Regions from separate parts of the Homo sapiens genome. Here region 1 is linked to region 2. A link is a loop called in an ENCODE intact Hi-C map of the cell type or tissue named here. Cell type or tissue: Caco-2. All regions are shown on one strand. Each heading gives the region's core, and the rest is flanking DNA. Links, peaks and the distances in the headings are about the cores only.

Region 1 (15,787 bases), core at 5,324-13,323, 310 kb after region 2:
GAAAAGTGAAGCTTGTGGAGTATTAATACATATGGAGACCCAGCTGGGTGGCTCACGCCTATAATCCCAGCACTTTGGGAGGCCAAGGTGGGCGGATCACTTGAGGCCAGGAGTTCGAGACCAGCCTGACCAACATGGTGAAACCCTGCCTCTACTAAAAATACAAAAATTAGCCAGGCGTGGTGGCACACGCTCTTAATGCCAGCTACTCAGGAGGCTGAGGCAGGAGAATCACTTGAACCCAGGAGGCAGAGGTTGCAGTGAGCTGAGATTGTACCACTGCACTCTCCAGCCTGAGCAACAGAGTGAGACTCCATTTCAAAAATAAATAAATAAATAAATAAATAAATAAATAAATAAATAAAATACAAAGGGAGATATCTAGAACAGAGGGGAAGGAAAATCAGAACCAGAGATCCTGACTTGTTCCCCCATCCCTGGCTGCCATTCTGCAGCTGGGAAGGCTTCTTGCCCCTTGTCCTGCTTGCCAGGCTCAGCAGTAGTGGTTGGGGATTTAAATGAAAGCAAATAGTTTGGGCCTGTGCCCCAGTAGAGAGATTGTTGCCTTAAAATAGCCATGAACATCACACACCTTGATGCTGGCTTTGCTGAGTCCCTTTTCACTGGAATGCCTGCATTTAATTTCAGGAGACCTCCAGTTATTTCAGGAAATCTCCAGTTATAGAAATGGTACCTATGATTTGCAATGAGTTTTAAAACTATGGCCTGGCTAAAAAGGGAGATTTAACTAATTCTTGCCGAAAGCACTTTTGAAATTACTGGGGAAGTATTAGGACTAAGGCCAAGACAATGGCTGTCTGGCATGACAGTGGAGGCCCTGGTGATTATATTGCTCCTAAAAAGACTTTGCCAAATCCCACCCCTACTGTTGTGTTGAAAGACAGAGCACATCCACATTCGAAATGTGCTACAAAGCAAGCAGGAGAAAATAGGTGGAGGAAAAGCCTCTGTGAACTGTCCTCTTGGGGTGAAAAACTGCTGAAAAATGTCCTTTATGATTCATGGATTTCCAGAAACTGAATTTATAGATATTGGCCAGTTTGATGGTGGGGAAACTGGACACTTCCTCTATTCCTGATTATCTTAAGCCTCCTAAGTATGTTTCAATCTATACGTATCAATAAATTGCAGTATTTGCAACAAAAAAAAAATGCTAACAGAAATCTCAAATATACGCTATAATAGCCAATTACCACCCTGCAAAAGCAACTAAGTTTTATTTAAAGTTTCTATACCTTAAACACACACACACTCACACACACACACACAAAGAAAATAGGGAATAAACAAGTTTATTCCAAGATGAAAACAAGCGATAAAGCAAACAAAGCATAGGTCGTTAGCAAGAGAAGTCAGGCTGAAGGGAATGAGGAGGGACAGAGAAAGGCAAGAATAGTTACCAAGTTGTCAGCAAAAGCCCAGCATGAGTTACAACTTATGGAACAAAGAGAATACAATTGAAGCACCAAAGATATTTCATCATAATCTACATAGACCACTGAGTTTATTTGGTAGTTAAGGAGGTAATGGCTTTCTTTCAAACTCATTTTAAAAGTTCTTTTTTTTTAATGGTGGCAATAAATGTTTTTTAGTGCTGGGACTATATTCACTAGAGTGGCCACATGGCCACATTCAGCCCTTGCTAAGGATGCTTAATGAAGTGACGCTGGTTTAGCTACAATATTCTGTGCTGTTTCAACAATTTCATAGTTAAGAGAACTAACTCTCAAGGTATGAAGACAATGCAGGGGAGGGAGGAGCCATTTTACCCAGTGTGTGAGGCACCCCAGGGGTTTTTTAAGTATGATGCCAACTCTTTCTTTCCCATGAAGTACTAAGTGGCATGGAACTTTAACTGGGGCATAAAAACAAATTAACAGAAGTAATGTATGAAATAAGCTTTTGCCAGTATCCAATTATAGCATCAAGTTATGCTTAAAAGTTGATTGATGTATTTTAACATCAAATAGCACGGAGTTTCAGGACTATGTGTGTTACAGAGTCTCATCCATCCATCAACCCTAAAATTTAAGACCAACCACTAAGATAATAAGGAATTTGCTGCTGTCTCTCTTGCTTGAGAAGACCAGGTTGCCACTCAGGAAGTGCAAAGCCAGATCAGGTTTTTTCTATTAACCAATTATCTTATGAAGAAATGCCACTGTTGAAAGTTCTTTCTCATCAATGCCGACACCATCAAGTCAAGCAGCATTGTTAAAATCATTATAATTGCGTGTGAAACATCTCATGTTTCCAAGTCGCCACAGCTCCTGGGAGCATTTAGCAGTTGGGTTTTGAAGAAAAATAGAAAAGGAGGTATCGGGGGAAAAAAGGTGAAAATTCTATTAAAAAACTATTGTTTGGATAGCAGTTGATGACATAAATACACACACACATACATAATGTATATATGTATGTATGTGTATATGAAATATTTTAGGTTTCTATTTGCCACAACTAAGTCTCCACATTAATGTGACTATAATGCAATAGATTAAAAACAAAGATAATGCATTGAGGTTGAAAAACAAAGCTAAATCTTGAAAATCAAATTGCATCCAAAATTAAACAAATATGCCCAATATTGAAGAAATGGAAGTATTGCAGGTTGATGAATAATTAAACAACTCAAAATCAAACCAATGGTGGGGGGGAAGCTGCTTTAAAAAATATCAGAGACTTAAGGGCATAAATCATGATTTATAACCTATCCCAACTTTGACCTCATAGAAAGCAGGAAAGATCAAAGGTGATGTTTCATTATGTATTTATTGCTTGGCCAAACCATTTTTCATCGGTCTTCATTTTGAAAGATCTATATGGAGTATGTACAAATTCTTATACATAGAACCGTTGCAGGGAAATTTTTATGTACAGAATTTACCATGAAATCTGCAGATAATAGTACAATATGCCTAATTTGTAATTTCCCTGTCTCTTTCTAGATGTATAGCATTGCAGCTTTATAGCCAAAAGATGCAAGCTGCAATGTATCATGGGAAGATGGCTAACAGTTCAAATACAGTCACTGTAATTCCGCAGAGACCTTATTCTTTAATGCTGTAATGAGGATATCACTAAATGACAACCACTGCCACCATTAGCACACATATCCACACATGTGCAAGCTAGAAAATCCCATTTAGAAAGATTGCCATGTTATATCTAAAACGAGGTCAGGTATAAAAGATTTGAGGTGTGATTGCTTTTTTAATTGGGAATGCTTCAATCAAATTAGAGAATACGCTTTTCTACGCCTTTCTGTGGGGAAAAGACTAGATGACATCACTAGTTTGCCTCTAACTCCAGAATACGATAATCTGTTAACTAAGCACTGAAAGCAGTACTGACCCCAAAGGTAGTTTTGAAATACTTAAGACACCCCTAGTTACCTTGACTGGTGTTATAACAGTCCCAAAATCTATTTTAACGCATTTTAACATTTTTAGAAGATGGCACACCAAGTTAGCGTGCCTGTGTATTTGAGGAAGAAAGGAAAGAGAAAGTCACTCGGAAAACATAAGCTATATCTTGCAATGCAGGCAGGTCTAAAGAGGAGCTGGAAATTCTGAACTAGCACCAAAAGGGCATGACCTAGACCACCCCCCACCATTGTGGCACAGCACGCCCAAATTACCAGTTTATTTTCCCCCATGCCTCAAAGCAGCCACAGCCCATGGACAGATCATCTCTGGTTATGAACATCTTCATCAGTTTACCTAGTAGGAAAATGTTGGTACAGTAAAATTTTCCTAAATGATGTTCATTGGAAGAGATGTTAATGAGTATTGTGTTTTCCAAGGTCCAATTAGGTTAGTAAATTCTGAGTTAAACAAAGCTCAACAGGGTTTATTATCTTAAGGCTTTTCGGATCCTCTAATACACTATATGCTGTGAGTCCCTGGAGGGAGATAATCTCCTGTAGCTTTCTCCAGGTAGATGCAACCACAGGTATTTTTGTTTGCCTCTTCTTTGCAGAATGTCTCACATGACTGGAGTTCTCAGGAAAACACCCTGGGGAATGATAGAATGATGGAGAGTCATTGGATCTACGAAGACTAGGATACAGCTCCCAACACTTTCCAGCCATGTGCACCCTTGAGCAAGTGACTCTCCCAGAACCTTGTGAAATGGGATATCTGGGGAGGGTGAGCAGTGACCATAACCAGCTCCTCTGGAAGCAGGTTTTGTTGATATTGAACCAGGTTCCTTCTGCTGCATGTAGCAAGCCAGCCACTATGACAACAGGTTGGGTTTTTTGTCGTTGTTATTGTTGTTTGAGATGGAGTCTTGCTCTGTCGCCAGGCTGGAGTGCAGTGGCGCAATCTTGGCTCACTGCAACCTCTGCCTCCCGGGTTCAAGTGATTCTCCTGCCTCAGCCTCCCAAGTAGCTGGGACTGCAGGCACGTGCCACCACACCCAGCTAATTTTTGTATTTTTAGTAGAGACAGGGTTTCACCGTGTTGGCCAGAATGGTCTCAATCTCTTGACCTCGTGATCCGCCCACCTCGACCTACCAAAGTGCTGATATTACAGGCATGAGCCACCATGCCCGGCTGACAACAGGTTTTACAAAAAAGAAAGAGTTGATTCATGAGGCAGCCAAGAAAGGACGTGGGAAAACAGGTGTCAAATCTGCCTCCCTGAAGATGGAGTTTTAGGGATATTTATGAGATAGAGGCTCAAGGCAGGCCAAGGTGTGGGGAAAGATGATTGGGCATAAGAAAGAGTGAGATACTGGGTGACCTGCACAAGGTAGTCGAGATTCATGGATCTTCATAGAACACATGTTCAGAAAACAGCGGCATTAGCATGATCTTAGGGAGGAGTTTTCAGCTTTCTGATGCCAAAAAATCACCTCGCAGCCAACTGTGCAGGGCCTAGTTGAAGGACTGTGGTTTCAACCAGTTTGAACTGGGTAAGAGCTGTCCCCTAGTTCCTAAAAAACAACTTTAAGCAGCTGTTACCATGGTGACCTATCTGTCAGAGATGTTCTCTCTAAGGAGCTAGTGGATTGCTTAGCGACGTGATGTTTAACTATACAGGTTTCAAGATCAACTAGAGGTGGGCAATTAAAAGCAAGCAAGGCAGGTTTCTTTTGGCAGCTTCATCGGGTTAGCCCTCAGCTTCATAATGGCACAGTGGTTGCTATCCCAGGCCTTGGGGTCCGACCCACCTGAATTAAAACTCAGCTGTCTTGAGCCCAGGAGGTGGAGGTTGCAGTGAGCCGAGATTCCACCACTGCACTCCAGCCTGGGTGACAGAGTGAGACTCCATCTCAAAAGTAAAAATAAAAAATAAAAATAAAACCCAGCTGTGCTACTTTTCCAGCTGTGTGAACTTTTGTATTGCAGCTCCTTGGGCCACAGATGAGTCAGTTCATCTATAAACCAACTTAAATGAGATGATGCTCTTAGCCAAGTGTCAATAAACAGCAGTTACTCTCAGACCCTACCCAGAGAGACCAGAATAATAATTAACAAGGAGCCATCTTTCATGGAGCATGTGGTGAGTACTTGTCCCCTGGTGGCTGCTCAGCTTCCATGTCCCCTTCCCAACAGTGGCCTGATTCCCTCCAGGGAATCACCTCTTCGTGTGCAGTCTTAGTGGGATGGTTATTACAGAGACTCATGCCCATTATGGAATCCGAATCACAAAGCTCCTTCTTCCCATATCCATGTCCACTGGTACAGACAGAGGAGCCATGTGACTCAAGCTCAGCCTCTAGGATTCTCTCTGCTGGGACTCTGAGTTTTGGGGGTCACCATGCTGGAAGATGAGGTTAGAGTCAGCCATGTGGGGGGTAGCAGGAGCATCCCTATTCCCAGGGGGCTTCCAGGCTTTCTACCTACTCCCAAGTCTGCAGCTGTAGTATCCGGTTTATTTACTAAGCCCCCTAAATCCATCCGATCAATTAACCTTATAAACATGAACAATATTTGTTATCAATAGCACACAGAGGAGCAGAGACATAAGTCTGGAATAATTTAGGTCTGGTCCTTGCTGGAATCCAAGGAGGAGGATGAGAAGAAGAGGAATAGACATTCCTAGAAGTGAAGAATAAACTGAACAGCAGCCTCATGTATGGTTCTCACTGGGGTGTGTCCTTCATGATCCTACCTGAAAACCAGAAACTTCTCTATATTTGAAACAGGAAATTTAAAGCAGGGAATTGGCCACCCAATGGAGAAAGAGTTAAGAGGCCACCAGGGGCCACTGAGGCAGTCCAGAGATGAGCAACAGCAGGACGCCATCACAGCCTAGAGGTTAAAGAAACAGGTGGGGGGCCAGGCGCGGTGGCTCATGCCTGTAATCCCAGCACTTTTGGAGGCCAAGGCAGGCAGATCACGAGGTCAGGAGATCAAGACCATCCTGGCTAACATGGAGAAACCCTGTCTCTACTAAAAACACAAAAAACTTGCCAGGCGTGGTGGCAGGCACCTATAGTCCCAGCTACTCAGGAGGCTGAGGCAGGAGAATGGCATGAACCCGGGAGGCAGAGCTTGCAGTGAGCCGAGATGACACCACTGCACTGCAGCCTGGGCGACAGAGTGAGACTCTGTCTCAAAAAAAAAAGAAAAAAGAAAAAGAAACAGGTGGGAGCTAAACAATGACAACGCATGGACACACAGAGGGAAACAACACACACTGGTGCCTTTCACAGGGTGGGGAGTGGGAGGAAGGAGAGAATCAAGAAAAATAACCAATGGGTACTAGGCTTAATACCTGAATGAGGAAATAATCTGTACAACAAGCACCATGATACAAGTTTACCTATGTCACAAACCTGCACTTGTACCCCTGAACTTAAAAGTTAAAAAATAATTAAAATCCCAAGAAAGTTAGCTACAGTTCTTTGTCAACCATCTTAATTCTAAGTTAGTATAAATAATCTAGTTGTATGGGAATAGTCCACACTGTGGACTACTTGGAGGGGAGGAAGAAAGAGAGGGGTGGGTTGAAAAACTACCTCTTTGGTACTATGCTTGTGACCTGAGTACAATATACCCATGTAACGAATCAGCACACGTACCCTCTGTATCTAAAATAAAAGTTAAAAAATTTTTTTTTAATTTTCTAGCCTGGCATGGTGGCTCACGCCTGTAATCCCAGCACTTTGGAAGGCCGAGACAGGTGGATCAACTGAGGTCAGAAGTTCGAGACCAGCCTGGCCAACATGGTGAAACCCCACCTCTACTAAAAATACAAAATTAGCCAGGCATGGTGGCACGCACCTATAGTCCCAGCCACCTGGGAGGCTGAGGCAGGAGAATCACTGGGACCCAGGAGGCAGAGGTTGCAGTGAGCCAAGATCATACCACTGCACTCCAGCCTGGGCAACAGAGCGAGACCCTATCTAAAAAAAAAAAAAAAAAAAAAAAAAAAAAATTAATTCAAGATGGAGTAGAAACTTAAATATTAGACCTAAAACCATAAAAATCCTAGAAGAAAACCTAGGCAATACCATTCAGGACATAGGCATGGGCAAGGACTTCATGACTAAAACACCAACAGCAATGGCAACAAAAGCCAAAACAGACAAATGGGATCTAATTAAACTAAAGAGCTTCTGCACGGCAAAAGAAACTACCATCAGAATGAACAGGCAGCCTACAGAATGGGAGAAAATTTCTGCAATCTACCCATCTGACAAAGGGCTAATAACCAGAATCTACAAATAACTTAAACAAATTTACAAGAAAAAAACAAACAACCCTATCAAAAGGTGGGCAAAGGATATGAACAGACACTTCTCAAAAGAAGACATTTATGCAGCCAACAGACATGTGAAAAAGTGCTCATCATCACTGGCCATCAGAGACATGCAAATCAAAACCACAATGAGATAGCATCTTACACCAGTTAGAATGAAGATCATTAAAAAGTCAGGAAACAACAGATGCTGGAGAGGATGTGGAGAAATAGGAACATTTTGACACTGTTGGTGGGAGTATAAACTAGTTCAACCACTGTGAAAGACAGTGTGGTGATTCCTCAAGGATCTAGAGCTAGAAATACCATTTGACCCAGCAATCCCATTACTGGGTATATACCCAAAGGATCATAAATCATGCTGCTATAAAGACACATGCACACGTATGTTTATTTCGGCACTATTCACAATAGCAAAGACTTGGAACCAACCCAGATGTCCATCAATGATAGACTGGATTAAGAAAATGTGGCACATATACGCTATGGAATACTATGCAGCCATAAAAAAGGATGAGTTCATGTCCTTTGCAGGAACATGGATGAAGCTGGAAACCATCATTCTGAGCAAACTATTGCAAGGACAGAAAACCAAACACCACATGTTCTCACTCGTAGGTGGGAATTGAACAATGAGAACACTTGGTCACAGGGTGGGGAACATCACACACTGGGGCCTGTCGTGGGGTGGGGGGATGGGGGAGGGATAGCACTGGGAGAAACACCTAATGTAAATGATGGGTTGATGGGTGCAGCGGGCCAGCATGGCACATGTATACTTCTGTAACGAGCCTGCACTTGTGCATATGTACCCTAGAACTTAAAGTATAATAATAAAAAAAAGAAAAAATTTTTAAAAAAGAAATAGAAGAAGTGTGATATGGTTTGAATGTTTGCCATCTCCAAATCTCCTGTTGAAATGTGATTCCCAATGCTGGAGTTGGGGCCTGGTGAAAAGTGTTTGGGTCATGGGGGCAGATCCCTCATGAATGGCTTGGTGCCCTCCTCATAGTAATAAATTCACATGAGATCTGGTTGTTAGAAAAGAACCTGGGATATCCCCTCTCTTGCCCCACCTCTCACCGTGTGATGCACCAGCTCCCCCTTCACCTCCTGCCATTACCGGAAGCTTCCTGAGGCCCTCACCAGAAGCAGATGCCAGCACTGTGCTTCTTGTACAGCCTGCAGAACAGTGAGTCAAATAAACCTCTTTTCTTTATAAATTACCCAGTCTCAGATGTTCTTTTACAGCAACACAAAATGAACTAACTCAGGGTGGCTTTATCTAAGCCCGGGACCTGGGGCCACCAGCATAAGCTAGAACCATCACATGCCTTCAGGCATACAATGGAGACAGAGCTGCTGCCAGAAACACTGCCCAAGGCAGAAAGGTAGGGCTAGTGGGGAAGATTCCCTTGTTTATTCCTGCCCCCTGGCCTCTAACCTCCTACCCCTGCATCCCATTGGCCCAACCCAGACAGGTGATAAAAGAACCTGAGAAACACAGCCTGCGAGGGTCAATCCCCTCTTCCTTGAGCACAGTAGTAGAGCAACAAAGAACGGATCAGAGGCAAATAGGCCCTGGACTGGCAAACAACCCCTCACACATGAAGTACGTGATGCCTAATAGGCTTTGGTTTGTATTATTCAGGGTTCCTTGGGAACCTCCTGGCCTAATCATGTTTTATCTTTCATGTGAAACAAAGCACTTGCAGTCACCTACCTCCTACTCCCCAAGTCCCATTTGTTTCTCCCTAAAAATCCTGCAAGAAACATTTTATTTGCCCCTCTTCCAGATGTTCTGTAGACTTATTAGTCTCAGAGGCTCCCAATGCTCCTAATTTCAGTAAGGATTCTATCCCACACTGAAAATGGAAGACACTTGCTGTATTTATTGTTTCTATGGTAAAAATAAAATCTCTAAGAAGTGAGCACTAGCAAAATAAGGATGAATGCCTGGGTCTTTTCGGTCTTATCACACAAAGGACATATTTTATAGGGGCTGTCTTTGTATGTAATTAGGATTCCCTCAACCAAATTTAATACTAATTTTTCCTCCAGGGGAATTTCTGATGAGATTGTCCAGCAAAGGGGCCATCTCCTAATGGGATTAGCTGATCAAGATTGTCTCCTGATACATGGTGCCATTCAGCAGCCATTTTAGAAAAAAATCGCAACTGGGGGAGGGGGGATAAGTACAGCTGATGAAAAACAAAAAAAAAGCAAAGACCGAAACAACTTGCTGGCATGGCTCGAAGAGCTGGGTTGGCGCTATTTCTGCCTCAGGTAGCAAGGGGGAGGGCTGGTATATTTAAGCACCTTGGTAAAGAGATCCAATCTTGATACCGACAATTTACCTTTGCTCTATACTAGAGTTATAGGGCATTCTGACCACAGTGAGACACCTGGGGGTTGGGAGTGAGCATGACAGTGATTGAGACAAATTCACCCCCTCTGGTGGGCGACTTAGAGCTCCTATTTTCATGGGGGTAGAGCAATGGCTCATACACTCAGACTGGACTACATCCTCCAAAAGACTGCATTTCCAAAGAATCCTAACCCTGGCCCAGATTCTGTTCTTGAGGACCTCTCATTGGAGAAAAGTGGTGGGAAAAGAGAGTCTTGAAATGGGCTAGAAATAGCTCAAAACATCTGAAGCCAAAGCAATCCTTTCAATAGAGATTACTGAGGGCCAGGCAGGGTATATGATCCTGGAAATAAAAAACGACAATAAAACTACAGTACCTAGGAGTTGGTCTCCTTTTCATAATCACCATACACTGGCAACTAAAGAATGTTAATGAAAAAATTATCCGTAAAACAAAAACAACAAAAAACTTTCATTGGTGCAAGTCTAAATAATCGTGGTTACTCTGTTCAGTTTCAATAATACATATATGTAAGCTTCAAATTAGCATGGCTTTCCAATTTATCCTTTAATAAACATCATATTCTACATGAAAGTAAATTCTGAGAATGTATTATAGTCATCTCTGAACACACAGGGACTCAACTGCTCGTGTTGGTATCAAAAGTAAGTTCCCAGGCTGGGTACAGTGGCTCATGGCTGTAATCCCAACACTTTGGGAGGCCAAGGAGGGCAGATCAATTGAGTTCAGGAGTTCAAGACCAGCCTGGCCAATATGGCGAGACTCAGTCTCTACTAAATATACAAAAATTAGCCAGGCATGGTGGCGCACACCTGTATTCCAGCTATTTGTGAGGCTGAGGCACGAGAATTGCTTGAACCTAGGAAGTGGAGGTTGTAATGAGCCAAGATCTCGCCACTGCATTCCAGCTGGGTGAAACAGCAAGACTCTGTCTCAAAAAAAAAAAAAAAAAAAAAAATTCCAAATAGTTTGAGCTTGCTGTGGTCACAGTTCCTATTTCCAATCCCCAGAGGACAACATATTTCTGTGTTTACACAGAAGCTCCAGAATAAAGACAAAGACAACACAGTGGTTCTAAAACCAACAAACAGAATTCCAGTTCATTCAATTGTGTCATTTAGTGTGATCAATTGGAGTGTTTATGTTTAAATTTTTTCAAGTGCAAAGACGTTTGAAACCCCCTAAAATCCATCCTGAATAAACAAAGATATGGGCAATGTTGTGAATTCTAGAACGTGCGGTGAAACACTATTTTTAGGAATCACTGTCAAATTTAGCCTTATATTTAAGACTTTCCCCAGTATTTGTATATCTGTTGCTGTGTATGAAAGAAATGTTTTAAAATTAAAATTAATAACTGTTGTGTGACCAATCATGAGCAAGGATAGCTTGACAAAACTGGCTACCATCTGCTAAACCTGCATATGTGAAGATCCACTTTATTAAAGTAATTGACAGACTGGCAGAAGCTTTAAAAAAAAACTATATTACTACAATAGAATATCTGTATAAAGATTCTCCCCATTTAAAAAAACACATTAATATAATCAAGTTTTAGTTCACTACTTTTTTTCCATTTTGGTGCAGTAACATTTATTTTTTAATAGCATGACCATACATAAAGTTGATAAAAGAAAATATAGACTGAGTGTCCTTTTTGTCCATTACTATCCTTTGTTTCATTTCATAATTGTTCCTGAAAATAATTTTGTCATATAAAGAAGGGAGGGGTCAAATATAGGAGGTCTCTCCTACAGGTAAATCTTTATTGAAGAGGAAAATCATCTTGTTTATTCCCCTTCATCGTCAGCCTCCAAACAACCAAAACAAGAGTTGAAATTCTTGATTTTATTTTCCTTAAGAAATTCTGTCCTAAATTTGACTAAAATAAAATTCGAGTCTGACAGGTTTTTCTGTTTGTTTGTTTGTTTGTTTGTTTGTTTGTTTTTTGAGACGGAGTCTAGCTCTGTCACCCAGGCTAGAGTGCAGTGGCGCAATCTCAACTCACTGAAACCTCCGCCTCCCGGGTTCAAGCAATTCTCCTGCCTCAGCCTCCTGAATTGCTGGGATTACAGGCAACCACCACCAAGCCCAGCTAATTTTTCGTATTTTTTTAGTAGAGATGGGGTTTCACCACCTTGGCCAGGCTGGTCTTGAACTCCTGACCTCGTGATCCACCCCCTCCACTGCCTCCCAAAGTGCTGGGATTACAGGCATGAGCCATCGTGCCCGGCCAGGGTCTGACAGGTTTCGAGGGTCACTTAGTGGAGCTTACACTGGGATGCCATTACACTAGGGTGTCCACCTACTCTCTTCTAGGATGGGCTTCCCAGACTCCAAGCCAGATTTCCACCTTCCCTTTGCCTGAAGATTTATCCTCTTTCTATATAAGAAATACAGCAGGTCCCATTTCACCAGCTCTCATCCCATGACCAGTCTCACCCCAAACAAATGGAGTATTTCCACAACCTACACCGTCTTGTCTGCTTCCTGGCTCAGTCAGACAACAGTTCCTAAGTAAGACTTCTTGTGGTTGTAACAAGAAGTTCTTCACTGTCTGAGTCCTCCAAGAGCTTTGTTCAAGATGTCAAACTAGAGCCCTAGGCATCACTGAACATAGACAAAGCCTCCGGGATGGACCTAAAGTCTGGGATGCCTTGAGCATGAGAGACTGGGTTGGTAGGACCTTGAGAATAACTGCATTAGAACTTGGACCTCTTGAGATTCCATGGGAGTCTTTTCATTGCACTGACGCTCCTGGCAGAATAAACCTCTTCTGTTCTATGAGGTCACTCAACCAGCAGACATCTTAATGCCATTTTCTAAAGCTCCTTCAATTTTGGGGAGGACATTTTGTTAATTCACTGACTTTAGCATCCAGGCGACCAGGGGTGGAATCCCAGCTCCGCCACACTAAGGCAAATTCCTTAACCCTCTGAGCCTCAGCGTCTCACTTGTCAAATCATGATGCCCCCATTGACCTCAAAAAGAGATGCAAGGATTATGTGAGTAAATATATTTATTCACCCCAGCACCTGGCACGCTGGAAGTGTTCAAAAAGTGGTGGATATACGCCACTGCTATTATTTGAACAAAAATTGCCACCAAAAGAAGACAGATGGACTGCATAGGTTAAAGATTACTCATGTGACAGAGGATGTCAAATAAATGTCATTAACTAAAAGAAAGCATGTGGTGGCTATTGGCATGGCAAATATCAAATTACAGCAGTCACAACAGAGAGAAAAATCCACATCACTAGTGTGTCACATGGGTATGGATGGATGAGAGTCCCTTGGGAAGGTTTGCTTTCATCCAGACAGGGCCAGCTGAGAAAAGATGTGGTGGGGGAGAAGAAGCAGGAGAAGGAGGAGGAAAGAGGAGGAAAAAGAAGAGGAGAGGGAGAGGGGGAGGAGGAGGAAGAAGGAGGGGGAGAAGGAAAAAGAGGAAAGAGGAGAAGGGGGAGGAAAGAGAAGAAAAAAGGGGGAGGGAAGAGAGAGGGAGAGAGAGGAGGGTGAGGAGATGATTTATTATACTAGTCCCAAATTGGATCTCATAAAACTTCCAAGAGGGTGGGGAGAGAGAACCAAGTAGGAAAGGAGTCAGCAACAGAATTGTTATAAGGCCTTGGACGCATCTCTAAGAACTCCACAGTTCTTTCTCCTCTTAAGAGGTACTCCAAAAGAAAGGCAAAGTGTGGCTATATAGATCAGATGTTGTCAAAAACGTTCTAACAGGGAGTGCTGTAAAATGCAAGCTCTTGAATAAAATCTAAGTTTGGAAGATTAAGAGTCAACTATGCCAAAATATTAACTGAATTATCTGAGGGAAGTAGAACTGAGCAATGTTCATTTTCTCCTTTGTATTTTCTTAATCTTTTAAGAATTAAAACTGCGTTACTTTTTGAATCAAAATGGAAACCTTAATTTTTGACCTCATAAGTTCAATATAGGAATTATGTATGACATCAGTGGTCCCCTTGGGTTAGATATGGTGGGAAAAATAGGACAACTTCATAGATTCTGGAATTGAAGTAGAAAAAAAAATGTTCTGGTTTTGCAATCAGCTTGTTTGAAAATAAATGAGGCACTATAGAACATTGAGAATTTTTAAATGGGGGTAGGGTACAGAGGGGAGCAAAGTACAGGGCAAAGGAAATGCTTTATGCTATTGGAAATAGATGCTAAGTCCCAAATAAATCGTTAAACTTTATCTTTAATCAAATATCATTGTAAACACAGGCCCCAAATCTTACAAGAAGCAGCCTACAAATTATGTTTTTGGAGCTGGGAACACAATCTTTCTTCAAATCTAGGCCCTAGAGTCTTTAGGCCCCCTACCTCAATTCAAGCCAGAGCTATGAAAAAGGTAGAGATACAGTTAGGTACTCAATGTATGAGTCACGTTTTGCAAACAGTTGTCATTCCATTTCTAGAATGATCTCTGGGATACTATAATATAAAGACTCTGAACACACTGGATGGCCAAGAAGAGGGAAAAACATGCTTCTACATATAAGCAGACTTTAATATTTCAAATTTGGGCCCACCTGATTAGGGGGTGGGAAAAATTAAATACTTTTACATAGTAGAAAAACAATAAAAGAAAAAGAAGAGGGGCAATGCCAAGGGGAACATTTAATCTACCAAAAGAAACCAGTGTTTTCAAAATGTGTTTCCTTGTGTGTGGTAGTTATCAAAGATCCCTGGACTCTACCCAAAACTGCTGAATCACTATCACAGAGCAAAGCCCCCAAATCTGCATTTTACCTCATTTTCAGGACGTTTTTGGCACGTTCTAGTTTGAAAATCTCTGCTTAGGAAATTATTAAGAGTGAGATATTTCGGTAACTCATTCGAGATCTACCAAACAGCTCTTCATTTTCTTATGTGAAGTAGTGAAACCACTATCTTTCCGAGACTATTTTCTGATTGGCCTTTTGCTAATCAGACATAGGCCAGTATAAATGAGCAAGAAGTGAGTTTCTAAAACCAAGTGAATTCCCTAAAGCCATACACACATCTTAAGAATCTTCAATACTCCTGGTATACTGTAGCTACTTGCCTTGAGCCATATATTCCTCTCTGGGTATCTTCCTAAATTCAAGAACCTTTTATGATGAGGAATTAAATGTCTCCAGTGAACAGAGAGAAATTAATTAGCACCCACCAAATGAACAACTATTTCATTCCCTGCATGAATGTATATTTTGCTTTTGACACAGCCTGAAAAACACGGAGAAAATCTCTGTAAGAATTAGTTATGCTCTATGGTTTCTGGTGGAGCTGCAGAGACTCCCCCTTGGGCTGTTATTTGCAGTATTTACTTTTTTTTTTTTTAACTGAATTATCAAGTGAAAATCCAATTGTTCCTAATGGTGCTCACTCTGTGTGTTTCCCATTCTCATATATGAGAAAGGGTTTATTATCCATTTGTAGTAATTAAGACACTGATGTTATATAGATCCATAAAAATCCTTCATTAAGCCAGTAAAGAGCTTTTCATCAAAATCATGGTAGCTAAATATTTATTTAAAAATAAAAACCAAATTAAAATGAAGGGCCCCCCCCCCAAAAAAAAAGCAACAAAAAATTGCTATGAGACTATTTTGAAAGTTGTTGTGGGTATCCTGAGCAGTTTCAAAGCATGTAACTATATTTTCT
Region 2 (15,787 bases), core at 3,724-11,723:
CACTGGTAACATTTTGCCGCCTCTGCCTTCAGTGTTTTGTTTTCTCCCTTTGTATATGTTAAAAGCGATATCTGAATATTTTTCCTTCATATTTTCATGTCAGAACTGTAGAGTATTTCAGTGGTCCCCCCAGCCACGGTTTCTCTGTCCAAGGTTTCAGCTGCTTGTGGTCAACCATGGTCTGAAAATAGATGAGTATAGTACCTATCATAAGGTATTTTGAGAAAGAGACCACATGCATATATAACTTTTATTACAGTATATTGTTTTAATTGGTCTATTTTATTGTTAATCTCTTACTGTGCCTGATCTATAAATTAAACTTTATCATATGTATTTATGTATAGGGAAAAAATGTTTGTAGGGTTAGGTACCATCTGTGGTTTCAGGCATGCATTTGGGCCCTGGGCAATATATCCCTAGAGGATAAGGGGGAGATGACTATGCATATATAATTAAAGCTGTCCTTGGATCTACCTCCTTGACTCCAAGCTCCAAACCAGCCTCCTCCCCACTGCAGGAGTCGATCTCTATGAATGTTATGTTTTCTTTCCTTCTGTATTTTGTGCTTATGTGGTCTTTTAAATTTCCTTCTGACTCAGGCCTCTTCACTGGCATAGAGCACATGCTTTATTTATTCCCCTATAACTGGATATTTAGACTGCAGCTTTTTTGCTTTTCCAAGCAATGGTGCTGCGAGCCTTCATAGACCTTTTTCCTTGTGCGTGTATATGTGCTAGTGTTTCTTCTCGGGTAGAGATCTAGAAATGGAGCCACCAGTTTCCAGGCAAGACCAGACGTAAAAGGTTGTACATAAGGAGCACTAGTTTTACATACCCATGAACTATATTTATTACGGTCGTGCTTGAGTTCTGGCTGAAGAATTACGTGACACAAAAATGGACAGAGTTAGCTACAGGAGGCAGAAAGCGTGCAGTAGGGATCCTGTTGAATCCTCAAGCTAAGTAGTTTACCAAGCTGGTTGCAAATCTATTTGGTATTTTCCTGATTATCAAAATACTTGCCACTGATAGGAAACATTTGTTTGAGGGCCTCTCCTCCTCCACCCCCAACCTCCAGTGTACGACAGATGAATCAGTCATGGTAGAAGAAACAAATGGCTTTCTGTTGTTACTGCTTCTTTAAAGATAATCCGTTGTTTTCAAAACATTTGCAACGATTGCTTTCAAGGAAAGGGTGGCTGGAGGCCTCAGCCCCTGATTTCCCCAGGTGGAAACATTTGCAGTGGGTTTTCAGGGAAGTCACAGAGAAGAGCCGCCCGCCCGTGCCAGGATTCAAGGCAGGAAGTTGTCTGTTTGGTATTTACTCAGGCGTCTTTGGGCAAGAATTGATTATTCAATCAGAGTTGAAAGTTACTGCTAGGAGTTGCTTAGGCAGTAAGAGAAGAGGCTGTTTTCCTTGGAAAGGCCTAAAAGCCTGAATCTCCAATTTAAAATTAAATTTTGCTGTGACTTTCCTGCAGGATCTCAGGTGAGAGATACTTCTTGCCCTCCAAGACTGAAAGCCTAGTTTGTCAGTACGTTAGTTGAGTACTGAGGGAACGCCCCTTTGAGCCATAGCACTGGGAGATCCAGAAGGGACATGAGCCACCATCTCTTTCAATGACCTTGTTTTTATAGAAGAGGAAACTGAGCCAGGGGAGATGAAATGATCAGCCTAGTGCCCACATGTTGGAGAAATTACAGGACAAACAGACAGAGGTCCAATTTCTGCACCTAAAGGGCTGAGACCGCATGGGTCTGCGTCCTCCTGGGTCCGCCCTTTCCTGTGCCTGTTGCATGGTAGATGCTTAGTGAGCGTGTTGCCCTGAGACCATCCCATCTCCAGATGGCTGGTTTCCAATGTGATTATGAGGGCAAAGTCACTTCCTCACGGGGGGCTTGGAAAGTAAAAAAGGAAAAGTCAAAACACATAAGAAATGGAAATAACAGAGTAAGCCTGTGTGTTTTAAAAACTACTATTTATATCTTGCCTCCTTCCACAAAGGATTTAAGGCAGCTTAGGAGAGTTAAACACCAACACCAGAGCCCTCACTACACAGTAAGTAACTAATTGCCACGTGAGGCTTACAGATAAATGCTGAGAGCCTGGGTGGGGGAAATTGTCTTTGCTGCTGCAGAGACGTTTTAGGCCTGTCTGGATAAACCATAGGCATAATATATAAATAGAACCTCAAAGGGACACTAGGGGCTCTGTTGCCAGAGGTTTATTTTTCTTTTTTGGTTTTTGTATGAGAGGGCCTTGGTTATGGCTAGGGAAGTGGACAGGGGAGAGAAAAAATATTTATTTTCCAATGTATCAATTTTGTGTGCCATACCCTGCCTTTTCACATATCTCTTTCAGAAAGTTCTCCACGTTTACATTTCTGGAGAAGTTAAAATGAAAGACCCTGTTTACATTTATAGTTAAAATTAAAAACAGGATTTACCTGGGAGCTAATACCCTCCAGTGACTTAAGGTTGGAAATTAAGGCTTCCTGGCTTATCTTTCTTAAGGATAGAAAACTGTTCACTCCTAAATCGCCCCCTAGTGGTCCCTTAAGTCACTGATAGTCTCCTGCCCGAGGAGCTGCACGGCAGGTCCCAGTTGGAGGCACCATCATCTGTTGCATTGCTCCAAGGTGAAATTGGCCATCACGATGACAGAATTCTGCAAGGAGAAACTTCGGTTGACTTTTCTTCTTTCACTCCCAGGGTTTTCCTTTATGTCTTCACTGCTGTTTCCAGATTTCTGAAGAACAGTGCAGGACTGAGTTTATGCACGAAGCTCTGAGGACCAAAGGTGGAGGGAGGTCTTCCTTGAAAATTACTTTGCTGAGGCCTTGCTCCTTGTTCAAGGCAACACTATGGGAGGGGTTGTATGGTGGTGGCTGCTGCTCAGCAAGGGTGTCCAGCATGTGCCGGGGAAGAGAGGTTTTTTGAAGTACATTTCTAGTCGATAGCCAAGCCTATTGTGAAGAGTGGGAACAGGGCTGGTAATAGCTGCATCTCTTTTTTTTTTGAGACCGTCTCAGTCACCCAGGCTGGAGTGCAATGGCACAATCTCGGCTCATTGCAACCTTCACCTCCTGAGTTCAAGCCATTCTCATGTGCCTCAGCCTCCCAAGTAGCTGGGTTTACAGGCACGTGCCACCATGCCTGGCTAATTTTTGTATTTTTAGTAGAAACGGGGTTTTACCATGTTGGCCAGGCTGGTCTGGAACTCCTGGCCTCAAATGATCGCCCACCTCGTCCTCCCAAAGTGCTGGGATTACAGGCGTGAGCCACTGCGCCCGGCCAGCTGCATCTCAGAATTTTTGTTAGCGAGTCTGACTTACAATTGCCAATACCTGAGAGTTCCTTTAGTATGCAGTTTTAGATCTCCACTAAGGCTTCATTTAAATACATCTTTTCTTTGCCAAGTGTTCAGCTGCCAGTAGTGATTTCTCATATGGCTGATTCTAATTAGACCTGACATTGTCAAACTCCATAACTTCTCCAAGTTACAGAAGTGATACAGTTTCATTTCTAAAAGCACTGGAAAGCTCAGAGTGAGAAGTAACCTGTCATCTCACAATACAGAAAAATACCTATGCCTTACGTGTGCTTCATGAGGGGGTGGTAGAAAATGAGAATGAAATGGCCGGGCACGGTGGCTCACGCCTGTAATCCCAGCACTTTGGGAGGCCAAGGCGGGCGGATCACCTGAGGTCAGGAGTTGAGACCAGCCTGGCCAACATGGTGAAACCCCATCTCTACTAAAAATACAAAAATTATCCAGGCATATGGTGGCAGGTGCCTGTAATCCCAGCTACTCGGGAGGCTGAGGGAGGAGAATCACTTGAACTCGGGAAGCAGAGGTTGCTGTGAACTGAGATCTCACCATTGCACTCCAGCTTGGGGGACAAGAGCGAGACTTCGTCTCAAAAAAAAAAATGAGAATGAAATCTATGCTTATATGTGTGCATAAATGTTTTTAAAAAGAGATCATTTTCTGAGTGTATTGTTGCCTACTTTTACTTTGCAGTGTTCCACAAACAATATTTTGTCATTAGGTAGTTTTTCAGCCTCAGGGCTTTTAATGGCTATGTAGTATTCAACCTATGCCTGTGCTGGCTGTGATGCAATTTACCTCACCTATTACTATGGTTATTTTTACCATTAAAAACAATGCTGGGTTGAAGTTTTTTTTGTTTTTTTGTTTTTTTTTTTTTTGAGACATGGTCACCTGGGCTGCTGGAGTACAGTGGCACAGTCATAGCTGATTGCATCCTCAACCTGGGCTCAAGCCATCCTCCTGCGTCAACCTCCCTAAGTACTGGGGTTACAGGCATGAGCCACCGTGCCTGAAGATAATTATATGTAAATCCTTCCATTAACTTATGTTTTCCTTAAGAAAAATTTCTAGAATTGGAATATTTGTGTCATCATTTTAGATATCTCTCCAGAAAAGTTGTGACTATTGCTTTCCCACAGATCATATTCGAGTAAGTCTTTTCCCTGCCCCTTCCATAATACAGGGTTATTTTCAACTTTGGCCATGTTGTTGAGTAAAAAGTGGCACTAGATTATTTGAGTAGCTGATTGTTATCTAGTTGGATTGAATTTTATTTTCTTTTTCATTAGCCAATTGTATTTCTTCTTTGGTGCAGTTGCTTATGTTCCCTGTTACTGGGCTGGGCTGTTTATCTTTTTTCTTATTGATGTAGAAAAGCTTTATTTGTATTAAAGATGTCAACCTTTTCATCTTTGTTGTACACATTTATTCCCTGAATATGGTTTGCCTTTTCCTGAGACTGGGAGATGCCAATCATTAATTATATGATCAGAAAACTGTTATCCTGCCCAGGCCCGACTTCAGAAACGGACGTTGCAAGATCAACCTGACCAGCCCTGGGGCCTGTGCTCTCTCAGCCCTGAGGTACCACCTGCACCCTGTTATTCTGCTTATGTTGATATTCAGACTTGAAATTGTTCTGAGGATATCTTGTGTATTTTATCTCAGTGCAGAGATAATGAGTTTCACATGGATGGAGGGGATCACAGTGGACACCATTTCCTTTATTTTTTTTCTACCTGCTCTCTACCTGCCCGTACCTGAGTTCCATGGTTTGTGGCTGTGTTGATTCATGGGAGTCTTAGGGGGGATACTTGTCATATTTAAATGAGTTCACTTGACCATCCAAAAGATGGTTGAGTGCCTCCTCTGTGCTTATTACAGAGGGATTGGTTGGAAAGTCGGTTGGGGGTCTCTAATCCAGCGCAATTTTATTTTTTGCCTCAAATTTTTAAATAGAGCTTATTTTTCCTCACACTGACTTTATGTGCTGTTTTTTTTTAAAAAAACAAGAGGACATATCAAATCACCTATAAACTGATGCAGTTTGAATATGTGTGCTCTTCTGATACCCAGTAAGTTTCTGATGATGAAAATAAATGACCTTTAATAAACAAGTTACTTAGTAATATGTATATTAAACAAATAGTAATTCGTATTGTAAGGTTCCAAGCTTCGAAGGCTTGACAAATTCAATAGAATATCATCCACAAGGTAGACAATTTGAAAAATCCTGATTTTCTGATAGGTCTACTGGTTTGTTAAATAAAATGTTTTTTTTAATTTGAATAACCAATTGATGTTTTGCAATTTTTGTTTGGGAGAGGTATTTTTGCATTATTATTTCTACCCAGTGTATTTGTAGTCTGATTCTGCTAAAACAATAACAAAAATCTTGATGGAGTAAAGATAGTTGGGTGAATTAAATTCTATGACTTTTAATTCTGTGCCTTGAATCCTGAAGCAAAGTCTATCTTTAAGGACTGGGGTTTTCTCAAAGGGCTCAATCAGAGGGTAATTTCATATCAGAAGTGCTCCCAAATGATTATTCGTGGGTAACCAGTTACATAAAATGTCATCGTGTATAAAAGTATAGTTTAGTTCTTAATTAAAAAGCAAAATCTTTGCCTTCAGCTTCGTAATCTCATACTCTCAAATTCCAAGCCACCTCCCATGGGTGTCACACTATCTTAGACTAGGAACGGGATTTGGCTATAAATAAAAAACTAGATAGAATATCATTTCCAAAGAGCCAAGGGCACTTGCTGGAGTTGCTACAGAGACTATCCTTTTCCTATCACAAGCACATTCATATGAAAACATTGTTGTTTTGCTTTTTCCATACTTACTTGGAGAGAATTTCCCAGGAAGCCTTTTTGTGTATTTCCCCACAGGTCAATCAATTATGTTGTTAATTAATATAATGAAAAATTAGATCATATACATGCACTTAAATGATACTAACGCAGTTATCTTTATATATACAAGCTAGTGACTTATGTGGGTATAAGACCTCCTTAATAAAAAGTGGTATACTTTGGAGATGGGAAAGTGGCTTGTGGTTGCAGGGAGGTGTTAAGTCACAGCATTATTTCACTTCTTGAAAATGAAGCCCTCAGAAAATGGAGTCATTACAAAATATGTCAGATCTGTAATCACCAACCAAATGATTTGTCAGAAGCAGCCCAGGTTAATAATGGCTGTCCAAGAAAGAGTGTTCAGATGCATGTCAGGGCCGAATTGAGTCCACTGGTGTGGCTGAGATGAGGAGTCCAGAAAAATAACATTCTCTGTTTGGAACCAGGAAGGTTGTCATGGAGATGAAAATCTTCCTGGTCCCATAAAAACCCTGCTTGTCATCTGACTTGAGCCCCGTATTTGCACAGGTGGTTCTCCTGAGAAGGGCTGAGTAAAAACAAATCTATTCTTCCTGAATGGCGCCTTTATGTGTCCAAGAGAATATGTTTCCTTTCTTCAGTCCCTCAATTAATGACCCATTATCAGCTAATTAAATCATGTAAATTTTATGTGAGTTCATTTGTTACACCACATGCTAACTAAGTCTATTCCTGTGTGTTTAACCATATAACTGTTTTAATTGTGAGAATGAGGTACATCAGGTGGGCATCTGGAGAGAATAATAAAGTACTCAAGAAAAGCAGACACACATACACAGCAGTGTAATATTAATTTCTGTTTATAAAGAAGGCAGAAATATGAATAAGTGAATGTCTAGCACATGCCCTGTGACTTCGGGATACTGTGTTCAACTCTATTCTCTACAGAAAAGGAGTCACATGGCTGGGTTTCTGTTTCGCTGAGTTACGTTTCAGATGCAGAAGTCGACTGCATGATACAAAAACACATCTGTTTAGGCTCTCCCCCTCCCCACTCTTGCTTTCTTTCCTATGTGTCAGAGAGCAGAACTTGATCTTTGTATACATTTTGTATAAAAGCCTTAATTCTAGGTTTAATTTCAGTTTGTGATACCTTTCTGCCCCAAAAAAGTTCAAAGCTTTTACCAAGTTTCTCAAGGCACGTTCATGGTTGCACTGAGAGAGTTGAGTTCAGACACAATAAATGCTGTGTTACATTTTTGGAAACGTACTTGTATTGTCATTTAAGACCTTGCAAAGTACATAGGGAAAAGCATTAGATGATGTCCTCTATAGTCAAAAACTACCAAACAAAGCAAAAGAAGAATTTTTTATTGTTCATTGGATAAGGCCAAGTAGACAGCAATGGGAATAATACTTTCATTAAAGCTTTACGGATAAAGAAATGATTTAAAGTGAAGAAATCATACTTTTTTTGAAGCCTGGTATTTAAAGAATGAAATCATACTTCCTTGAGGTTTAAAAATATTCATGTGTAATGCTAGACTTTGGTTATGCATTCCCAGATGTTTAACGCACTCATCATTTGTAAATGGAACTTACGTCAGATTTATGACCTCAGAATCTTCAAGTAAATAAAGGACCACTTATACATTTGCTTGTAAAGGTAGCACCTAATAGAGAAAATTTGAGGGAACCATTAAAACAAGTATAGGTTTAGCTTATAAAGGAAACACTAGTATCTAAAACTAGTTTAATTTCTTTTAAATGGACTGGGTTACCAAAGTACTTCATGACATTTTATGTTAGTAAAATGTTAAAATTTTTAAGTTAAAATCAAGAAAGCATTGAGATAAAATTGTTTTATTCAAAACAACAAAACTACTATCCATGATAGTATAATATTCTCTGACCAACAGTATTCATATACACAGCCCCAGAAGTGCAAAACCACAACTGTGTTTTCACACCTGTCTCTTGCAAATTCTTACTTAACAGATCAAAATGACCATCTTGTAGAAAGTATTTTGTGTAAGACACTGTCACCTGTGAGCCAGCAGGTGGTGCTCTGGTACCACGTCTTGATCATTCGTTTCAACTGAGAGAGGAGGGCTGCAGTCTCAATGATACCAGGCTCTAGGATTTTCTGTAAGATGCCACACAGCTGATCTTTAGAAATACCTGGCCTCTGGGGGATTTGCTTTCCATCTGACCATTTAACATCCTTGACCGAGCTGCCTTCTCTATAGCTGTACTGTTGAAATTTGTCATTTCTTACAGCTGCCTGGTTTCATGAGCTGCCAGTCTCAGAACATAGCATACCATAAAATAGGAATTCTGACCACGCAGCCTTATGGGTAAGGCAAGGGAGGGAGTTGAAGGGAAACCGCTATAGTAAAAGAAAACTCAGAAAGATAAATGTTAAATAGAATCAATGGATATTGGAGAAGATAATTTTAGTTGTTGGTGGCCTTAACTTATGGAGAACTCAGTATCTTTTCTCAGCTCCACCTAACAGTTCCCATCTTTTAGGAAAGCAATTATTTAGATGCCAGAGAACACCATTATGGAAATGGAATCTTTTTAAAATAAAAACCTATCATTTTGACTGCAACCAAGTTATAGTTTTGACTGAATGCATAATTATTACCCCAAACAAAAGGTTTTATACCTGATTCCATGCCATGATTCTTCATTGTGACCCTTTACTTGATTCTCCATCATGAGCAACCAAATCAAGATGCACATGTGTAAGTAGTGCCTTATTTTTTTCTCACTTAGCCCACTGTTGTTTCTCTTTGCTTAATAGCACAGCTCTAAGAAAACGGTTGCATTTGGTCTACAAGCTAGCAGCAATTCAAGGAGCTTCATTTTCTAATGACTTGTTTTATTTTATTTTATTTCATTTCATTTATTTATTTTGATACTGAATCTGGTTCTGTCACCCAGGCTGGAGTGCAGTGATGCGATCTCAGCTCACTGCATCTCCGCCTCCCAGGTTCAAGCGATTCTCCTGCCTCAGCCTCCTGAGTAGCTGGGATTACAGGTGTGTACCAACATACCCGGCTAATTTTTTGTATTTTTAGCAGAGATGGGGTTTCACCATGTTGGCCAGGCTGTTCTTGAACTCCTGACCTCAAGTGATCTGCCCGCCTCAGCCTCTGAAAGTGCTGGGATTACAGGTATGAGCCACCACACCTGGCCTTCTAATGACTTGTTTTAGAATGTGGATGTCAATGTCACCCACCTTATTCTCACCAAATATGGAGCTAGAGAGCCAAGTTTAACGAGGTTTTCCTTTGACACCCTGAGAGCCTCGCGTTGCATCCACTTCTTTCCAACATTATTATTTATGCTTTTTACATAGTAGGCACACAGCAGGTATTTGTTGAATGAGCCATTGCTAGATTAGAAGTGGGAAAGACTGACAGTCGAATCGTTAGGAGTCGTCTGCAGTCGTCAAGGTGAGTGATGACAGTGGCCTGTATAGGGAAAGGGGGAAGCTGGAGATGGGATGGATGTGCCCTGTTGGAGAGACAGATTCCACAGAATCTATGAGCAAACTCCAGGAACATGTTAAAAGTAGATGAGATCCTGAATGGAGGGCATCACCTCCAAAGCCCGTGTCCCAGTTGACAGTGGAAAGGACTCAGAGAGATGCCTCTAGCTCAGGTGAGGAGTGGATGTGATTTTAAGCCAAGGTGGAAAACAAGTGGGGAAACTGGTTCTGCTGTTAAGAGCCCAACAGCTGTGGCTATGTGTTTGGATTTTGCGACTCGAATCAGGTTCATTAATTATGGCCAAATGTTAGCAAGAGTTTATAATGATAAGCTGTGCAAAGAGTTTCAAAAATTACAAGTATTTCTGAATTGCTTACACGGACATTGGTAGGGAAAGAGAAGAGAAGATGGAAAACAAGGAATATACGACACCATGCTTGCCCTTGAGAATTTTAGAGTCTGTCATGGGAGACCAGACTTGCACGTAGGAGGCAAAACACCAAGTAAGAAAAAAAAAGAAATGATATAGCTCAACATGAGCAGAAGAGTTGGTGGATAGATTCACATAGGCAGCAGTGGATCAGTTAGGCTGTGTGAAGAAATGAAAGCCTTAAGATTGAAGGCTTTGGAGAGAAAAAGAGGTTTCTTTAGAAGGCATTGGTGTGGTGGACAGAGGTAGAAATGACCTGGAATAAATTTTTAGGTGGTTTAAAGGGGTGACCCAGCTTGGGAGGAGGCGAGAACTGGCAGGTGGGCTAGGCTAGGTTAGTAAGATGCCAACATAAAAAGATGAGGAGCTTTACCCTTAATCCACTCTAGAACAAGAAGGCATTGTTGGGAGGAAAAGAGCATGTTAAGGCTGTGTTTTAAGAGGATTATTCTGGCAACAACACTTATATAGAGTGGAGCCATGGTGATTAGCATTCAGCAGTCCTGGCAACTCAGCTCAGAAATATTCAGGGCCCAAAGTGAAATGTGGCAGAGCTCATGTGGAAATGGGGTTGGAGAGGGGAGTATCAGAAAGCATTTTAAAAGGCCAAGTTCAATCTTAGTGACAGATTAAAAAAATAATAATAAATAATAAGGACAGCCAGGCACAGTGGCTCATGCCTATAATCCCAGCACTTTAGGAGGCTGAGGTTGGAGAATTGCTTGAGCCCAGGAGTTCCATACCAGCCTGGGCAATATAGTGAGACCCAGTCTGTACAAAAAATTTAAAAATTAGCCAGCTGTGGTGGCATATGCCTGTAGTCCCAGCTACTTGGGAGGCGGAGGATCACTTGAACCCATGAGATCAAGGCTGCGGTTAGCCATGATCACGCCATTGCATTCTATCCAGGGTGACATAGTGTGACCCTGTCTAGAAGGTGGGGGAAAAAAAGCAAGGGCTTTCTTTGTAACCCCCATTCCTGTGGTGATGGGGTTTTCCAAATAATGAAAGAAATCCTCAACACTAAATAGCAATAACAACCACAACAATAATATTAGCTAATATCCACCAGGCTTTCTGTGTGGCCAGCTGTGGTCTAGGCTCTGTATGTTGACTCATTTCATCATCACAATAATGTAGAGGTAGGTACTTTCATTATCATCATTTACTATAGGCAAGGAAGTTATGTCATGGAGAGATTATGTAACTTGCCAAGAAAATACGACTAGGAGGTGGGAAACCCAGGTATGAGCCAGGGAAGCTTCCCCAGATCCCCTTACTGCTTTTTGTAATCTAACAGAAGACCCAACCACCACCACCACCTCAGGCTTTGGGCATTTTAGAGGATGTCATTTAGATGCCACAATATTAAAATTTCATCGATTTCTTATCTAGCGATTGACTAGAATAGTTTCAGAATTAGGATCATTCCAGAAAATCCAGAACTTGTGGTTGTTAATATCTAGAGCATCCACCCTGGAGCCTTACACGAATAGTAGCAGATGCCTCAGATATGTTTTAGGTGGTGAGTTGGTGTAAGGACTCGAGACAGAGATGACTGTGAGTCAGGTCTGAGAGCCTGGGAGGGGAGCGGCTCATGGCTCAGCCTACATGTGTGAAAACCACAGCGTGTGGCCATGTGAGTTACCAGCGTCACCTGGGGCCAGCCTGGGCCTCGTAGGTTTATAATTTGGTCATGGATGCTCCCTAATCACACTATACGGATTACAAATGAAAACTCCATGAGATCAGGACTCGCCGGTCTTCACTGATGTTTGTAACCAGTGCCCAGAGCAATGCCTGGCACCTGGCATTTGCTGAAGGGGACAAGGAAAGAGGCATGCTGTTGGCAGGTGGTAAGGGATCCAGGACACTCAGCAGAGTGATTACGGAGCATAAGAACCAGCCGTGTGGTTGTTTATCCCTTTCGTGCGGTGTCACCGGCCACTGGGAATCTCCTGGTTAAACCTCGTCTCTCAGGCAGGAACAGAGCCTGGTTTCTGCCTATGCTGGGACCCTGCTACCCCAGCTTGTATCTCAGAAGACAAGCAGCAAGCCTGACCAGCGACCCGCACAGCCAGCATCTGGGTCTATGCTGTGTGTATTGTAAAAAGTTAACATACGGGCCAGGCACGATGACTCACACCTGTAATCCCAGGACTTTGGGAGGCTGAGGCAGGTGGATCACGAAGTCAGGAGTTCGAGAACCAGCCTAACCAACATGTGAAACCCCGTCTCTACTAAATATACAAAAATTAGCCAGGCGCGGTGGCGTGTGCCTGTAATCTCAGCTACTCAGGAGGCTGGGGCAGGAGAATCGCTTGAACCCAGGAGGCGTAGGTTGCAGTGAGCCGAGATTGTGTCATTGCACTCCAGCCTGGGCAACAGAGCTAGACTCCATCTCAAAAAAAAAAAAAAGTTATGAATCACTGTGGGCTTGGAGCATCTCCCCCTTTCTCCTGCTAGCACAAAAAGGTAGCGTTAGGTTATAGGGAATAGCAATTAATTCATTGTTTTTGATGTTGCAGTTAGGGAAAAAGTACTCGACCATTTTTCAAATGCCTAGGTGGTGTTGTTTAACTCTGGTGAAAGCAGTGCTTAGAGTCCTGTGTTCTCTTTTGATACTGGAGCCAGCGGTAGTTTGGTACATACTACCAACTGTCCCCCAACACTAACCACTGAATGTCTACTTATCCCAGCTGGGAAGGCCAGGAGCTTTTCAGGTTAGTCGGGATACACATAAAGTCACTGTGGATGGACTTGATAGATAGAAACTCAAGTCAGGAGGATGGAGAAAATGGGATGGGTCTGGGAAGTATTTTCAAGTGGAGTGACAGGGATTGATGACTTACTATGTCTGGAAAGTGAGGGAGGGAGAAAGATGATTTTTGTATCTCTACATGACAGAGGCAGATAACCAGGATTTGTGGCCTTACCTTCTCTGGCGGAACTTCAGATATAACAGATCTCTGCCTAGAGGAGAGGAAGGAGTTAGAACCAGCAAGCTCAACTGTTGTTACCTCAGCATCTTCCCAGACCCTACCACCCTTTCAGGTCTCTCTTCAATTATCAGCATACTATACCTAAAGTGCTTCTCCCTTGGGCAGTGGTGGGGGGTTCTTGTGGGTGTGGGCCCAGAGGTTCGAGTCGTGCCCCTGTTACGTCCCCATCACTGCGCTGAGCTGTTGGCGGGGGCGGGGACGGGGGGCGCTGTGCCGGCCCTAAATGAGTTTTCTTTCCTCCCTTATATCCCTAGATATATATGGAGACAAATCTGTTGCTGTGTGCTGTCCCTGTTGTAAAACCATTTGAGGTATATTTGAAACAAGATTAACACGTTGATAACTGTTTAAGCTGGGTGATGGGTACGTAGAGTTTCAGGACGCTGTCCTCTACTTTTATATACGTTTGGAATTTTCCAGAATAAAAAAAATTTTACAATGGCAATAATCACCTTTAATTCTTGAGCCTTTCTGTACTTTGAGTTTTCTTAAATCAGGATGCACCTCTAATATCAGCAGTGATAATGAATCATTTGCTTTATAATAGTAGCTGATATTCCAGCTCTTTTGATTAGTAAAAAAGTTAAAAAAATTTTTTTAAAGTAGCTGAATTCACAAAAATCTGATCATTTGGCTTAAAGATGAGTTTTCATGGCTTTCTTCATTATTGATAAATACACCAAGAAAAGCAGGACCAAAATCCCACAGAAGCTGTTTCCACATTTACCTAAGTCTCCCTGTAAAATGCATGTGTGTTACTGCTCTCCAAATGTACATTTTTTTTTCTGTTCTGAGTGTAAAAAGCAGACAGAACAGGGAAGCAAATGTTCCTGAATGGCCACATTTAAATTAATCATATGCTGTCTTAAAGAAAGCAAAATAAACAAGCTCCAAACCGAAATACTCTGTAGTATTTACCCAATTATTTTTAAGCATAGAAAATAAGGCCCAAAGTGTGTATTAGTCACATTTTAACATCAGAGTCACCATATAATTTAGTTCATTTGTTAACCACATCAGCACACGTGCGAATCTCAAAACCCTGCCATTTGCTGTGCCCATACGTTAATGATTCTGCTGAAGACAAGGCCAAATACAGGACGGGAGAGGAAGAAACTGTGTCCTCAGTTAGCTTCCTTGAATATAATTAGTAATGGTCAGCGAGCTATTGATTACATAGTAAAACTTACAATTGTTTGCTAATTTGAGGGATGGATTGGCCACCTGGTAAAGCTTTAAGTAAAATATTTTTTAAATAATGTGGGGTTTTCTTGGGTTTGTATCTTTTTAATTTTTTTACCTTTTTTATTACTAACTATAAAAGGACTTTTTGTGTGTTGAAATTTGAATATGGATGGATGTTAGATGAAATTAAAGAATTGCTAATTGTGTTATGTGATATTAGCATTGTAGTTATAATTTTGTTTTTTTTTAAGTCCTCTTTACTTAGAAATACGTTATAAATTATTTCTGTGTGAAATGACATGGTCTCTGGGATTTGCTTTTAAAAAAAACACCCAGGAAATAAAAAGAATGGCGAGTTGACATATGAAACAAGAATGGCAAAATGTTGATTAATCATTCAAATTGTGTTGGGTACATGAGAGTTTATTAAGTTAGTTCTCTATGTTCGTATATATTTGAAAATTTCCATAATAAAGTGTTAATAAGGAATCAAAGGAAAGATAAACATAAAAATCAGAATATTTACCTCTCCGAAGAAAAAGAATGAGGTAATTGGATTGTAACCCTCAATAGGCATCAACAACTTGGAAAATGTTCTTAAGTTAAATGATGGGTACAGGGTATTTTTTATTCTTTGTACTGTATATACCGTGTGTGCATTATTTTGTATGTATCATACATTTCACTTTAAAAATAAATGAAGTCCATCAATATGGAGCAGTTTTTTTTTTCAAGTGCATATCTTGACTTGAGACTTAGTCTTTCAGGCTGTACTTTGATGAACAGATAATCCTTATAATTAACACATCAATTAAGAACAGATATATGGTGCTGAAAATCTTGGCAGGGGGGATGGGGATAGGGGGAAGGGTAGGGAATTAGATCAAGTAAAAAATCGATGTTGAGTACCAGCTATGGTTTCTATCTTAATTAGGCAACCTTCCTTAAAGATATAGCAGTTCTTGAAAAGCAAGAAGAGTGATCTGATCCTTAAAAAGTGGAGAAAAATAAACAACTTTCATTTACATAAACTTTCTTTGGCACTGCATTTTTGCTATTGCCAATATCATAAAAGTCTGCCTTGTGTTTTATAACACTGGAAACGTGAGCATAAATCAGTCCTAGAGAAGTTCTAGCCTTATGTGTGTAAAGAGGCTTATGCCTCGATGTTCATTGCAGCATTGTTTGTAATAGGGAAAAAGACAATCAGAAACATCCTAAGTGTCCATCAATAGCAGAATAATTAAATAAAGTATAGAATTAAAAATAATAAGACAAATATATGCGCACGGATAAGAAAGGTCTCTAAGACATGCTGTCCAGAGGAAAAAAAGTTACAAAATAATACATGATGTTTGATGGCATTTATGGGAAGATGCATATACATGAATCAATATAAATCTGTAAGTGAAAAGATCTGTGAGGGCATACCCCAGGTAGATGTCAGTGGTTTCTCCTTGGAAGAGGAGATGACCAAAAGGAATTTTAGCTATATTA

Evidence for each region. Hi-C counts contacts between places; a loop is a spot of excess contacts. Peaks named below come from ENCODE experiments on the same cell type or tissue, not always from the same donor. Only the 100,000 strongest peaks of a DNase experiment are listed, where the experiment ranks them.
Region 1: it touches region 2 in a loop (16-fold over the local background); 3 of 110 quality-filtered maps call a loop at or near these places.

What each region holds. Positions count from the first base shown.
Region 1 is chr3:73,186,589-73,202,375 of GRCh38, reverse strand. The region is part of intron 2 of LOC107986098 (a long non-coding RNA gene); the gene reads right to left. Among named protein-coding and RNA genes, the nearest start is that of EBLN2, 130 kb to the right of the region's middle. RefSeq lists an enhancer at 10,004-10,298. In Caco-2, for the core only: a CTCF peak has its summit at 10,169; a DNase peak (open chromatin) is centred at 10,175.
Region 2 is chr3:73,495,323-73,511,109 of GRCh38, reverse strand. All of the region lies in intron 3 of PDZRN3 (PDZ domain containing ring finger 3), which reads left to right. Among named protein-coding and RNA genes, the nearest start is that of PDZRN3-AS1, 120 kb to the left of the region's middle. RefSeq lists enhancers at 8,374-8,443, 11,536-11,615. In Caco-2, for the core only: a CTCF peak has its summit at 8,235 (motif pointing right); DNase peaks (open chromatin) are centred at 6,701 and 8,239.